Regions from separate parts of the Homo sapiens genome. Here region 2 is linked to region 1. A link is a contact called in ENCODE Hi-C or POLR2A ChIA-PET data. All regions are on one chromosome and are shown on one strand. The core of a region is the stretch at or near the end of the contact, and the rest is flanking DNA. Distances in the headings are between cores, read along the strand shown. Region 1 overlaps LINC01483 (long intergenic non-protein coding RNA 1483). Region 2 holds the start of KCNJ16 (potassium inwardly rectifying channel subfamily J member 16).

Region 1 (6,284 bases), core at 2,426-4,925:
TTCTTTTTATCCTCATAGTGACCAAGTTTTGGGTAATTCACAATTATCACTGCATTGATTCCTCATAATTGTCCTGTTCTGTTGGACATTAAATTCCCATTTGGTAGATGAGGAAGCTAAAAACAAGACAGTTTAGTCAACTAACTAACCCAAGGTCATCTAATTTGTAATTGACAGTGCTAGTAACTTGAATCCAAGTTTGACTAACTCCAAAACCCATTTCTGTGTATCATATACCTGCCTCCCCATTAATCTGCCTTAATTCAGTCTTACACATATTTTCCTTTGTCCATTTCTCAAAAAGTCACACTATCAATATCAACTCCTATTTTACGTTCTAAACACAACTTTTAAATTTTCATCAGAATTCTTCCTATTATTAAATTTCATTTTGCTTAAGAGAAGTAAGCACCTGGGCTGTACATACACCACCTCTGTCTGATCCTTCTCCAGGGGTTAAGCATGCATTTGGAAGCCTACATAGCCACGTGTTGTACTGCCTTTCCTTAGATACAGTGCAACAAAAATATCAATCAAAAATGCCATGCCCACAGAAACCTTAGGACCTTTATTAAAATAAACAAGCATACTTTATTCTAAGTTCCAAGAAAAAGGTTTTAATCTTTTAGTTCAAATAAATAATGTTTTTCAATAGAGTCAGAGACTGTTTCCCATGGAGCTCTGTTAGTACATGAAGCCTTTTTAGAATGTTACATAGTTATCATTTCTTCCCACTTTCATGGTTTCTTATCAAATATACATCTTACGTATTTGACTTAGTTGTGAGAAGTTGCTCATTTGATCAAAGCTACCCTGCTTATTGCAAATGTGGATTGGGAGGAGCTCTATAAACTGTTACCTCTTGTTCAAACTGTACTACATTTTTTTGGTAACCTACCACCTATATGTGGGTAGTAACAGAAACACAGCGAATGATCGTAACTTTTTCCAAGTGAAATTTCACCATCAGTTTCAATCATGCAAAGTGACTGAACATGAGATAATGGTTTTCATGGTCTTAGAATTGTTTTCCACAACATATTTTACTTTAATAAAAGTCAGGATATCATTTTGAATATTTCATTCATCCATATGAGCCTGGCTTTCATCCAGGTAGCATCACACATCATTTACTTATTTAATTTTCAGTAAGCTGGTACCATAATGGTCCAACAACAACAAAAACATTGACAAAGTTACCAAGATCTTGAAAATAATGCTTCTATCACTACCTCCAGATTTCTCTTTTTTCCCTTAATTCTTAACCGTTACTTCCTTAAATAAGTTTTCCTATTCAGTGAGCAGCTGCATAAATCATTAGAAAATGGCCAGAAATACAGAAATGCCAAAAAGCCCTCTTTTTTTTTTTTTGGTCTTTATTTTAATACAATGAACACAGGTGCATCCAGTGTGGTATTTTTTATAGCAGTGGTTCTGAGCTCAAATTAAACTTCTGTCAAACCATTGAGCATCATAGAGCTTTAAAACCAAGTGGATGAAACTAGGTCTTCAGCCTCTCTGAGTTGATTAACTGCTTTCTACTACACGGGGGTTTTCTAATATTCCTGATTTTATATTACCATTTTGTGTCAGACTTAGACTTCTAATGGAAACTTTCAATTCCAAACAGAGAAAATAATAGCAACAATAATAATTTATCTTTTGGCTTTCAATGTCTTTTCACATTCTTCTCACTTGAACTTTAAAAAAATCCAGCTAGGCAAAAGGGCAAATCTTACTCTCTCCATTTTACAGAGTAAGAAATGGAACCAGAGGAATACAACCACCCGTTAACCAAAGCTACTATTAGTCTTGCTCTCATTTGTCCTCACTCTGTGTTTCCTGGATCCAAAGCTTGATTTGTTCATTTTCTTATATAGAGAGCCAGACTTGTAGTAAGTTACCCACCTGAACTCAGCAGTGTGGGGGGAGGAGGGAGAACTGTGAGCCCTTATTAAAAGTTAAATTATATAAATAGATGATATTAAAGACAAAGGTAAAGAATACTCAAAACTAGTCACTGAGGTTACTGATGCCTAATGTATTCATGTGGCAGAAATGCTATATGGTGGGGCACTGCCATGCAGTCAGTTGACCTCACGTTGGTAGCTTGACATTGGCTATGATGGGAATCTTCACACCATAAAAGTTGGGAAACATTTTAAATCAGGTAATGTTAAGTGTTTACCAACACAACACTAGGCAGGACCATGTATACCAAAGAATAGTCAAAGAAAGAGCAAAGCCTTTCTAAGCACTAATTTAGTTTGGCTGAGATGGTGAATTGGATTGAGGTGTAAACAGGGCTAGAGAGACTCTTCACAGACTTAGAGGGCTCTAGAAATTAGAAAACCCTTGGAGAATACCTGACTCAACAACCAGATTTGACCAATGAGAAAACTGAGGCCCTAGTGGTAATCTCCCCAAAACTAAACCACAAACGCATGGCAGCTAGGGCTTGAATGACACAGAAGATTTTCTTCTCTTTCACACATTGCACATGAAATGTCTGAGTAATCAAAGTTACTGTCAGTCTCACTCTCTTTTTTTCTCTATGCTTCCTAGTTCCAAAGCTGGGCTTACTAATTTTCTCATATATAGGACCAGTCTCACTGTACATCCCTAATATTGATATTGACCTAAGAAGTATTTAAATAAATGCCAGTCCCAATCCCATCCACCCCAACATAACCTGTGAGGCTTCCTAAAGTTTTCTATTTTGAATGACCCAGAATTTCCCCCATGTTATACTTCTCTCTGCTGCAGTTCTTCTATACTTTGAATTGGGCTCCTATGCCTGATGCCTCACCAGGATTCCTTACATGTTGATGTCCTTCTACTACATCTTGCAACTCTGGCACAGATCACTTGACTAAAATGAGACTGGGAATTACAATTATTTTAGATTGAGTCATTTTCCCACCATGTTGCTCTCATCCTGTCCTCCTGCTTCTCTATCTAACACCTCCCTTCCTTTCCCTTTTCTCTCAAATCTGACCAGGTACAGAACTCCTTTTTTCTCGTCTTCTGGGCTACTACATAGCCATGCTTCACTATAACATACCAAATGTGTTCCTTACACGTCGATCTTGGCAGTAGGATATACAATCAGAATTCTCATTATTCTTGACCCAAGGAGAGAGAATTGTTGATAAAATTGGCAACAACAAGGACAAACATGATTTATTTATATATTGATTTAAGAAATATGGGAAGCCTAGCCATAAAAGGCAGTATTTTATGTACTTGGCAAAAATATGAAAAATATAATAATTGAGGGCAAAGGTGTTGCTCTAAGAATTATTCTTAGAGGTGAAATTCAGAATAGTTATTTATGGACCTGGAGACCAAATAATAAAGGGGAAAGGAATTAGGAATTTTAGAAAAATATTGTTTTAGGCAAGAAGAAAGACACACAGAGGAGGTTAGCTGGGGTAGCAGTGTGCGAGGGGAGCAACAGAGGATGCGTATGAGCAGAGAATGAGGAAGGGCTATGAGGAACTTTGAAAGGGTGGAAACTTGGACTTTTGAAGGTAGGAATAGATTGGTGGAGAGATGTGGCTACAACAGAAGTTTGGAATGAACATTGGCAAAGAATCTCCTCATGGCGTGTTGGGAAAGATGGATGAAAGAGTAAGTGAGGTGAAAGGAAGGGAAATTGAGTCATAGTCCCCCAGTCCAAATATGCACTGCTGAAGGGAATTGAGCCAACAGCAAAGCTTAAAAAGAACTCATGACTGGATATCCTCAATGAGAGTGAAACCTCTTTCTTCCAGTTCCTGCTTGAAAATATAAACAACATGCAAATTCAAACAAAAAAATTCTTCCTCTGTCACGTTGAGAAACCCTCTGTTTACTTTGTTGTTGTGACTCACTTTGAGAGTATTCTTACAAGAATGCAATTTGTAGGGATGGGCAGACCTGTAGGGGGAAAAACAAGAACCTCTCTGGAATGTTTACCCATTCTTGGGACCATAGATTTTTTTTTTTTCTACAAAGGTCTCTATTCCTTTTTAAAAGACTCAGTTTAGTTTTGGAGAGGAAAAATATCTCAGATATAACAGCATAACTGGGGTGAGGTACACAAGACTTCTAAGAATCATTTTTTAAAGAAGCAATAGAAGATGCCCAATGATGTAAAACAAAAATCACTTTTCTTAATTCAAGTTTTACCCAAGTGGATACCAAGAGACAGGAAAACTTACAGGAATGGAATGATGGATGGTCATACTTGGACGTGCTAGCCCAGGAATGAAGAAGACTTAGACATGTTATAGTTAATTGTAGCTAAATGGAAGAAAAGGAGACAGGGAAAGCAAGAGGTAAATACAGGTCAAATCAAATCAAAGAATCAAAGCCCTGTGCTTCAGATGAAGTATTTTAATGATACAAATTGTCTGTGTCAGGGGCTTAAATGTGTACATTTAGGGGTACTGTCTCAAAAAAAATGAGCTTTCTTCCACAAAACTAAAATCCACATGGACAATTTTGAATCGGATGGATGAGAAAGCAAAGTAAGTTCTCCGTAAATACACAGATGCTGTTAAAGGATTGGTGCCTTTTTTTCTTGTCTTTTTTCCTTTTTTGGAGGGTGGAGGTGGGGCTAGATAATCTTGGCTTTAGAACATTTAATCCTGACATACTTTATAAGGAGCTGCATTCAGCAAAGTCTTTTGACATTCTTAATTTGCCTATCTTTGATCTCTGGAGAGATGAATCTGAGGTTATGGTGGTTCTAAAGAAAAAAACATTAATTCAATGACACATGTGTGAGAGAGGAATGAGCTAGAAATTAGGAGAGAATATGTAGTTGGGGGGTTCAGTGGCGTTTCAGCATTTCTGGGGAGTACTGTACAGTGGGGGCTCTGTGTGAAGCCTTTGAGCCAAGTGGTTGGAGACAAGGTAGATGGTATTTTAAAGGGCATCAGAACAATACTAATTAATCTGTTTTATTTTCACCTTCTGCTTAGGATTTTTTTTTTTCTGAAAGCACTTACACTTAACAAAGAAAAACCTTATTTGAGGAGCAAATACACAATCTTTCCTAACTCTTTTTAGAAGCCAAATGCAATTCAAATACACCTAGTCCTTCCTAAAATGCTTTATGTATTTTAACAAGTAAAACTAAGAAAATTGTATTTGTTAGTGCTTTATGTGAGTATGGCTGTGAAGTGTTTTCATCAAATTTGCACAGCATTTTTCTGTGACCTAATTTCACATACAGTTATGTGGCGTACAAAGAATTAACTTTAGAGACTCCCTGGGAAATACATCAAAGAGACACTGAGTCATCTTCTTGAAAAGTTTAAAGCCAAGATTGACAAGAGGCCTGGTTCAGAACAGACATGGCATTTATACTGAGGACCATGGACAGAGAACATGGTGGGTCCTCACATGGGCCCCAAATCAAGTCTCAAGAACGAAGCCTGAAATGTTGGAATTTCGGTGACAGCTGTTTCTCACTGGGCAACTTTATGATCCAGGGTAACAGCAGAGAGGGACTTACTTAAAAATAAGGATCCTTCTGTGCCTAGCAGAGAAGGCCAACTAGTATCCAGAGAAAACACTGGGAAAAACTTTGTGGTATTCAGTGGGTTACAAGATTGCCATCTGCATATATGATTTTCCTCTTCCATCTGTAGGTAAGTTATGTCCCTGGAAGAAAGCAGACCTGTCTCATGTTATTATTAGATTGATTTGTGTTCACAGTTTTATTTTCCCAATAAGATAGCAAGAGGCAATGCTTTCTAATTCTTTTATAATTCTTCATGGCACTTAGGATAGGGATAGGCATACAGCAGTTGTAAAATACATATTTTTGGTTAATAAGTTTAAATTGAAAAGTTGGGTAAGTGAATCAAAGATTCAGTTAATTCATGGTTCTGAAGGTTAGACCCGTAAATCTGTAAAAGTCTTTCAAATTGCTTTGATCATGCAATGAAAGTGAATTGCATTTCTTTTTCAGCAGAGTTTGTTTTGCAATCTGAATTTTTTGGACTTTGCTTTGAAAAGGTTGAAATGAAAGGCATGGCAGTGAATCAGCAATTTAAGAAGGTTAACAATTAGTCATAACTTTAATAGATGAGACAATTACACCATCTTTATCTTTTAAAAATAACTACATTTTTAATTAGATTTTAATCATAAAGGTCAGAGGTAGTGTAAGTTTAGAAAATCTGAAACAAAGTGTGTGTTGGCAAAACTACTTAATCTCAGATGTGTTAACTTGGCCAAATTAACTGAAACAGATGGTGAGAAGCTTTTGTTCCTTAAGTCATCAATTG
Region 2 (6,284 bases), core at 1,589-4,088, 310 kb after region 1:
TGGACAACATAGGAAAACCCCATCTGAAAACACACAAAAATTAAAAATTAAAAAAAAAAAGATGAGTAAGATTCAGTAAGTTCCTAACCACAAATATTTAGAATTTAGTAGAGGAAATAAGACATGCAACTAAAAGCTAAAATATATAGATTGAAAAACATCGTGCCTTTAAAGAGTATTATTCTTTTATTATTATTAATTTTGAAATAAACTATTTATTGATATTTATAGTAGGCAAGGAAAGACTTAGTAAAAGGAATATTGAAGGAAAGATAGGATTTTAAGTCATAGAAATGCAGTTGACTTGGACTTAACCGTGAGAGGAAAATCATTAATCAGAAAAGAGGAACATTACTTTTGGAGAAGAGTAAATTTTACGGCTTAGCTAGTTTTGTTTTTGTTTTTTTTTTCTGTAAAGGGCCAGATACAAAATATTTTAGGCTTTAAGGACCACAGTCTCTGTTGAGGTCTTGAAGGTCACTGAATTCTGTTGTGTAATATGATGCCTTCATTGACAGTAAGTAAAAAAATAGGGATAGGCATATTTACCAATAAACATGATTTACAGACATAGAAATGTGAATTTCACATCATTTTCATGTCACAAATATTAGTTTTCTTTTACTTTTCCCCCGCTATTTATCATTGTAAAAACCATTCTTAGCTGGGAGTCCTTACAAAAACTGGAAGCAAGCCACAGTCTTCCAGTGACGGAGCTAGAGTGTTCTCTCTAACAAGTAACCCCTTTGTACAATGTAACTTCCTCTTAGGCCAATACTAAAATCACAGAACAGCAATACATTACAGATTTTTGAAAGAGATAATTATTTATCACTTACATTCAAGTAACAAATTCTTGTAATTTGACAAATCTTGAACATGCCTCCTCAACTTGCCTCAGTTTGTCTTTCTGTTTGGGGGAGGATTAAAGTTCACAAAAGTTGAACTTCAATGAAGTTAATTATCAGTTAAGGTAGACTGAGGAGGCAGAGACATGTAACAGAAAAGCCAATCCAGATATCATTTTTATTTATTTGGCTTTAGAAAGTGTTTTTCTACTTACATGTGAGTATGGGTGTGTCTGATATTCTGGGAATTTACTTCAAACAAAGGAATGAAGCCACGCAATGGCGATCTGACTCAGCTGGAGTTGGGAATCCATCTAGTTTCCCCATCTTGCCTCCCGTCTTGCTCTTCTCCATGGTCTGTTTTTACGCTGTGTTTAGATGCCTCGTCTTCTCAGATCAATCTAAATGCTCACCCACATAAAATCACCTTTCCTGAAATTGTATTTGCAGAGCAGATGGAGTCCTGTCCATTTTTGCGTGTGTGTTTTTTTTAAGTCTTTTGAGATAGAACTCTAACAAAGTGTGCTCTGCTTTCAAACAAGGCAGTAATTGAGCAGCATTAAGTGATAATATTGAACAACATCATGGATAAACCACAATGAGAGTTGCTGCAATTGTTATGGAAATGTAGGCATTTGTTTAGTCTTCAATTTTTTTTTTTAACAGAAAAGGCAACCTCTGCATTCACTGCTTACCTGAGATTTATGGATGAATGAAAAGATAGGTCCCTTGGAGAGTTCAAACTCTTCTGCAGATATTGTGTAACAGATTGCAAAATAGGTCTTCCTATCAGAATATGTATACCTTAGTGACAGCTATGAGTTTGGAACACGAATTATCTATCTGTGGTAGGTGTTGTCGTTGTTGCTATTATCATCCCCATTTGACAGTTGAGAAAATGGAGTTGCAGAAAGGTTAAGCAGTTTCTCAGTGTCACACAGCTAGTAAGTGGCGGTGCCAACATAGAAGTCCACTTCCTCAAGTGTTCATGCTTTTAAAAATGGAAACAAAACTCTAACAACCGTCAAACAGCAACGATTGTCAGAACCTAGAAAAGGCCTCTTAAATTTGCAGTGTTAACCAAGCCTGATGTGGTTCCCTAGATCCCCTGGCTGCCACCGCTCTGTGAAGCAAAGGAAAAACTAATTCCTTGCTAGCATAACACTTCTATTGAGCATTCCTGGACACAACTCCCCCAGGTTCTGAAGAGCCTAGGGTTGCTATTTGTTTAGTTCCCCATGGCTGCTTTTCACATTTTCTGGATCTTTCTCTTGATTCTAGCATTATAAGTCTACCTCTTCCCTGATCACTCACTTTTCTACCTCCTGGAGAGCACTGACCACGGGATCACCTCACCATTTTATTTAACCCATTAGGACTCAATGCCAGGCAAAACCTATACCACAGCCTGCATTGTATTCACCATCTCAGGCTCGAGCTCTGATTCCTGGGGTTGAGGAAAGGAAGACTTTCCAACCCCAATTTCTGCCATCCATGTTGATTAGTCAGAGGGCTAATCAACTGTGAACTCATGTTCTTTGGAACTAGGCAGCACAGGAAAAATAATCATTAAAGGTTTGGTAAATAAAAGACTGAATGGATGCTTAGCTACCTGTCATTATCCTGTCTCGCTTTTCGTCAGCATGCAATCCCAATCCTCAGCTGTTAAGATGTAGACAAAGAGTTCTGATGAAAGGGATTTATTTGTACTATTCCAACAGAGTCTGAAAACTAGCAGGAGCATTTCCATAGGTCGTCTCTCAACAATCCTGTCTGTAAATATTTGAGTCACTTACAGGCATTGTTGAGCATAGTTCTGGCCCAGCAAATCTTCCTCCTTTGTATCCCTGATCAAGTAAAAACTTAGTCAGGATATACTTGGGTGACCTTCACACTGTACCTCCTCCAGAGGTACAGAGGTGGTGACGTAATCACTGCCACAGCTGACTGGCTATGGCTTGCTTGATAAGACGCCAGGGGCTACCTATGTAGATTCCCAGGGAGGAACTGTAGGAACAAACCGGTGTCAATGGTTAACCCAGGTTCTTGGTGTCTGGAGCTTTTCTTTCCTTTATTATTAACTAAAGAGCATTCTCTACCATTGCCCAGCTGAAAGCACCTAGCTCATAGATTCTCTGTGGGGAGAGTGAATAAAGGTAAGTGCTATTATTGCTATGGATACAATGTCATTCAGCCTATGTTTTGCTCTTGCTGGCATCTGTGTTTGGGGAGCAGCAACACTCTGTTTCCAGCAAACGTAAATATTAATGATCAATTAAATGCAATTAAGATAATTTAATTTTTTATCCAAGTGCTTTAAGTAGGAATCAAACAGTGTGTCATATTCCTTAAGTTATTTTGAAGCTTTGGTTAAAAGTAGTCTCACATTGGTGTTTACAGAGTCTGTTAAACAGCCCTTGCCTGCTATTATATTTGTAAATGTCTAAAAGTGGCTTTATTATATTCATACCACATGGAGTATTCTGCAATGTCTTTCAAAACCAGATTTTTGCATCCTGTATGCACTTATGAACATATAATTGCAAATATTGAAAAATATGTATTTTATACCCCCCTCTTAAAAAGCTCAGAGAAAATACACGTTAACTTTTTTTTATAGTTGTCTATAATCATTGAAAGGAAATAAGAGATCTATTTTTTCTAGATTTATTTTAACATAAATTGAAAGTGAAGAATTTTCTCCTTTTGTTTTCACCTTAATCCCTCTAAAGCTTTTTTTTTTTTCTTATCATTTAAAAATCTTAAAATTTTGTTTTGAGTATTTAGTCAGAAAAGTGTGAGCTTGTAAAACTTTGCTCTCTGGATGCCACGAATTCTCTGACATATATAATTGAACAGTTTTCCTTGTTGGTATATTTAGGTAGTAAACAATAACATTTCTATAAGCCAGATGAATTTTGATCATGTGTATTACATGGACTGAATGGTCTTTAGAAAAAGAGTATTGGAGTATTTCTGCTAAATATTACTCTTATGGCTAGTAAGAGCCAGATCCTGAAGAAGAAAAAAATGTATGAATGCACCTTTGTTACTTTAGTATGGGAAATGTAGACTAGCCACTCTTTATGTCAGATTTTAACCAATAAAGGAACATGAAGTACCCAAACCACAGCTGTTTTGCAGAATACATTTAAGGAATTCCTGAAATTCAGCCAAAAAGAATTTAAAAGTGAACAAGGTCCAGAGTTCAATTCAAATCAAAAGAGAGAGAAAGAGAAAGAGAGCCTGAGTAACTTAGAGATGTAATCCTGCTTGTTTATTTTTAGAACACGATAATTGTGATAAATCTAAGATTATTAGTCTCATATACAACAAGACTGACAACCTTTGAAACTGCAAGAAAAGACTGCTTTGGGAGAGGAATTCAATATTCTATTTTAATGCATTTTTCTCAACAAGAATTTCAGCATGAGAGAGAACAAGAGTCTTCAAGGATATTGAAAAATATATGTTTCTTCTATTATATAGATTAGTGGTGAGTACAAGCTAAGACCTGGATATAAATTAATTGAAAATTAGAAATGGAAAAAAAGTATAGTTTGAGGCAAAATATATAAAGGGCATTGAAAGTAAATATTTGGCACCGAAATAATACAGGTATTTTCTTTGTTAAATTAGTAAAACCTACCACTTGTCCTCATACAAGAACTTGAGTTCCAGCATAAGAAGATCATTGGGAGCCATCTTCAAAGCTACCTCCCACCATTTTCCATTTATAAATGGAACTGTCAAAGAAGTCTTCACTAAGGGGGTGATATTTAGCCAAAGACCTGGAGGTGGCAAGGAAGTGAGCAACGTAGAATCCTTGGAGAAGAGCAGTTCAGGCAGATGGAACAGCCCTAAGGCTGAGGTGTGCCTGGCGAGTTAACAAAACAGCAAAGAGGCCAGTGTGGCTGAAGCAAAATTGCAGGAGTGGGAGTAGCAGGGAATACATGAGGTCCTGTAGATGTGCCATAATATTTACCAAGACAGATACGATTCTGCAAGCTACAAGTGTCAGAGAAGGTTTTTGAGATGTTAGAAAAGACCATGGGAAGCGTAGATTTAGATAAGTGGAGAGACAGTGAGGAGTATTGCGGATGACAGGCTGATGATACAAGTGAACAAAATATAGATGTGAGAATGAGCAGAATTAGCATAAGCATGAGAGCAAATGAAGTTAGGCTCCTCCAGTGTACCCAATGGAGTAAATAAAAAGGTTTCTGAACATCAAGGCTGTGCTGAGGCTAACAATATGCTCACCAACATGAAACTTGTAAGGGAAACACAAATCTCAACACAGAAGCCAGGCCCTCTGTAGCTCAAACCAGATGTTGTCAAGAGACAGGAAATTAAGAAATCTAAGTAAAAGTAGATTTCATGGACAGTAAACAGAATTAGAAGTCTTTCTCCAAATGCCTCTTTCCTGGTTAGGCTGTGTTTTTTTTTTTTGTTTGTTTGTTTTTTCTTGCATTTTAGTGAGTCCATCCATCAGCTTTGGCATCTCCAAATGGCCCCTTTGCTGGAAACCATGGTAATAAGGGCTCATCTTCTGAGATGTCTATGGGAAATGAAAGTAAACTCAAATAGCTGGTTCTTGGTTAAATTTTTCAGGCCCAAGGGCCCAGATTCAGAAAAAAAAAAAAGATAGTTTATCTGAAATGCATTGCATGAAGAATGCTTTCCTATACAAAGACAGTTACATTTTGCTTTCTTAGCTGGTTAGCTTCTGCAGACTGGGAGGAGAACTATTTTTATCATCATGCTTTAGGGCCTATGGACCCTAGGCTTTGTAGTTATTTCACTCTGTTAAACACAAGGGGTGGATGACTTTATTTTTTTGTATAGCTGCTTTTAAATGAAAAAGATAGGATCAGATTTTTTTCCTCACCTTGTTCCAGAAAGTTCTACTCTGAAATCAAGGATCTGGATGCAAAACATAACATTCTAATAGAGGCTTCTCACTATTAAATGCAACTTTTCCCAGTTGCCATGGCTCCACATTCTCCCCCTCCTAAAACTAGATCTGAAACTGCTGACAGGTGTATAAGAAAATTTTAAAAAGTCAATCATCTGGGGAAAAAACAGTCCCAAATTAGATTTATCCAACAACTCCGCATAAAAAAAAGGTGATTTTTACCTTAACATGTTCCAAAAAGATCACCTCCATTCCTAATTTTATTTTCCTTATATGAAAATAGCTTTAGAGACTCCAAATGGTTACATGGCTTCAGATTGTATTTTGTAAGATTTGCTCTCCTTTTAACTGAGAAACAAATATTCAGTTATCTTTTTTATTTTAAGAAAAATGTGTGTTCTAGCAAACATGACCAAAAACACTCTTGTTTTGGTAAATTTTAATTTTTTGTTGTATCCCATTTTAAATCAGAGGCATGTTCTCATGCAATCAATAAACATTTATTAAGTACCACTGTA

The links. Hi-C counts contacts between places; a loop is a spot of excess contacts on that map. ChIA-PET counts read pairs that join two places held with the same protein, here RNA polymerase II (POLR2A).
Region 2: a loop to region 1 is called in a map of Caco-2, with 2.0 times the contacts of the local background. The contact joins the promoter of KCNJ16 here to the enhancer-like site in region 1. A Hi-C loop is called at or near these places in 1 of 168 maps with a recorded cell type or tissue (Caco-2). POLR2A ChIA-PET finds 5 or more read pairs at or near these places in 2 of 52 experiments (BJ and activated B cell).

What each region holds. Positions count from the first base shown.
Region 1 is chr17:69,758,341-69,764,624 of GRCh38, forward strand. All of the region lies in intron 3 of LINC01483 (long intergenic non-protein coding RNA 1483), which reads left to right. Among named protein-coding and RNA genes, the nearest start is that of LINC01483, 170 kb to the left of the region's middle. RefSeq lists an enhancer at 3,237-4,436. Within about 2 kb of position 3,676, at least 6 of the 41 ENCODE cell types and tissues checked have a DNase peak (open chromatin) inside an H3K27ac peak, as active enhancers do.
Region 2 is chr17:70,072,387-70,078,670 of GRCh38, forward strand. It overlaps KCNJ16 (potassium inwardly rectifying channel subfamily J member 16), which reads left to right and starts at 2,839. Exons shown (of 4, transcript NM_170741.4): 1 at 2,839-3,004. It overlaps LOC105371881 (a long non-coding RNA gene), which reads right to left and starts at 2,421. Exons shown (of 3, transcript XR_934952.3): 1 at 840-2,421.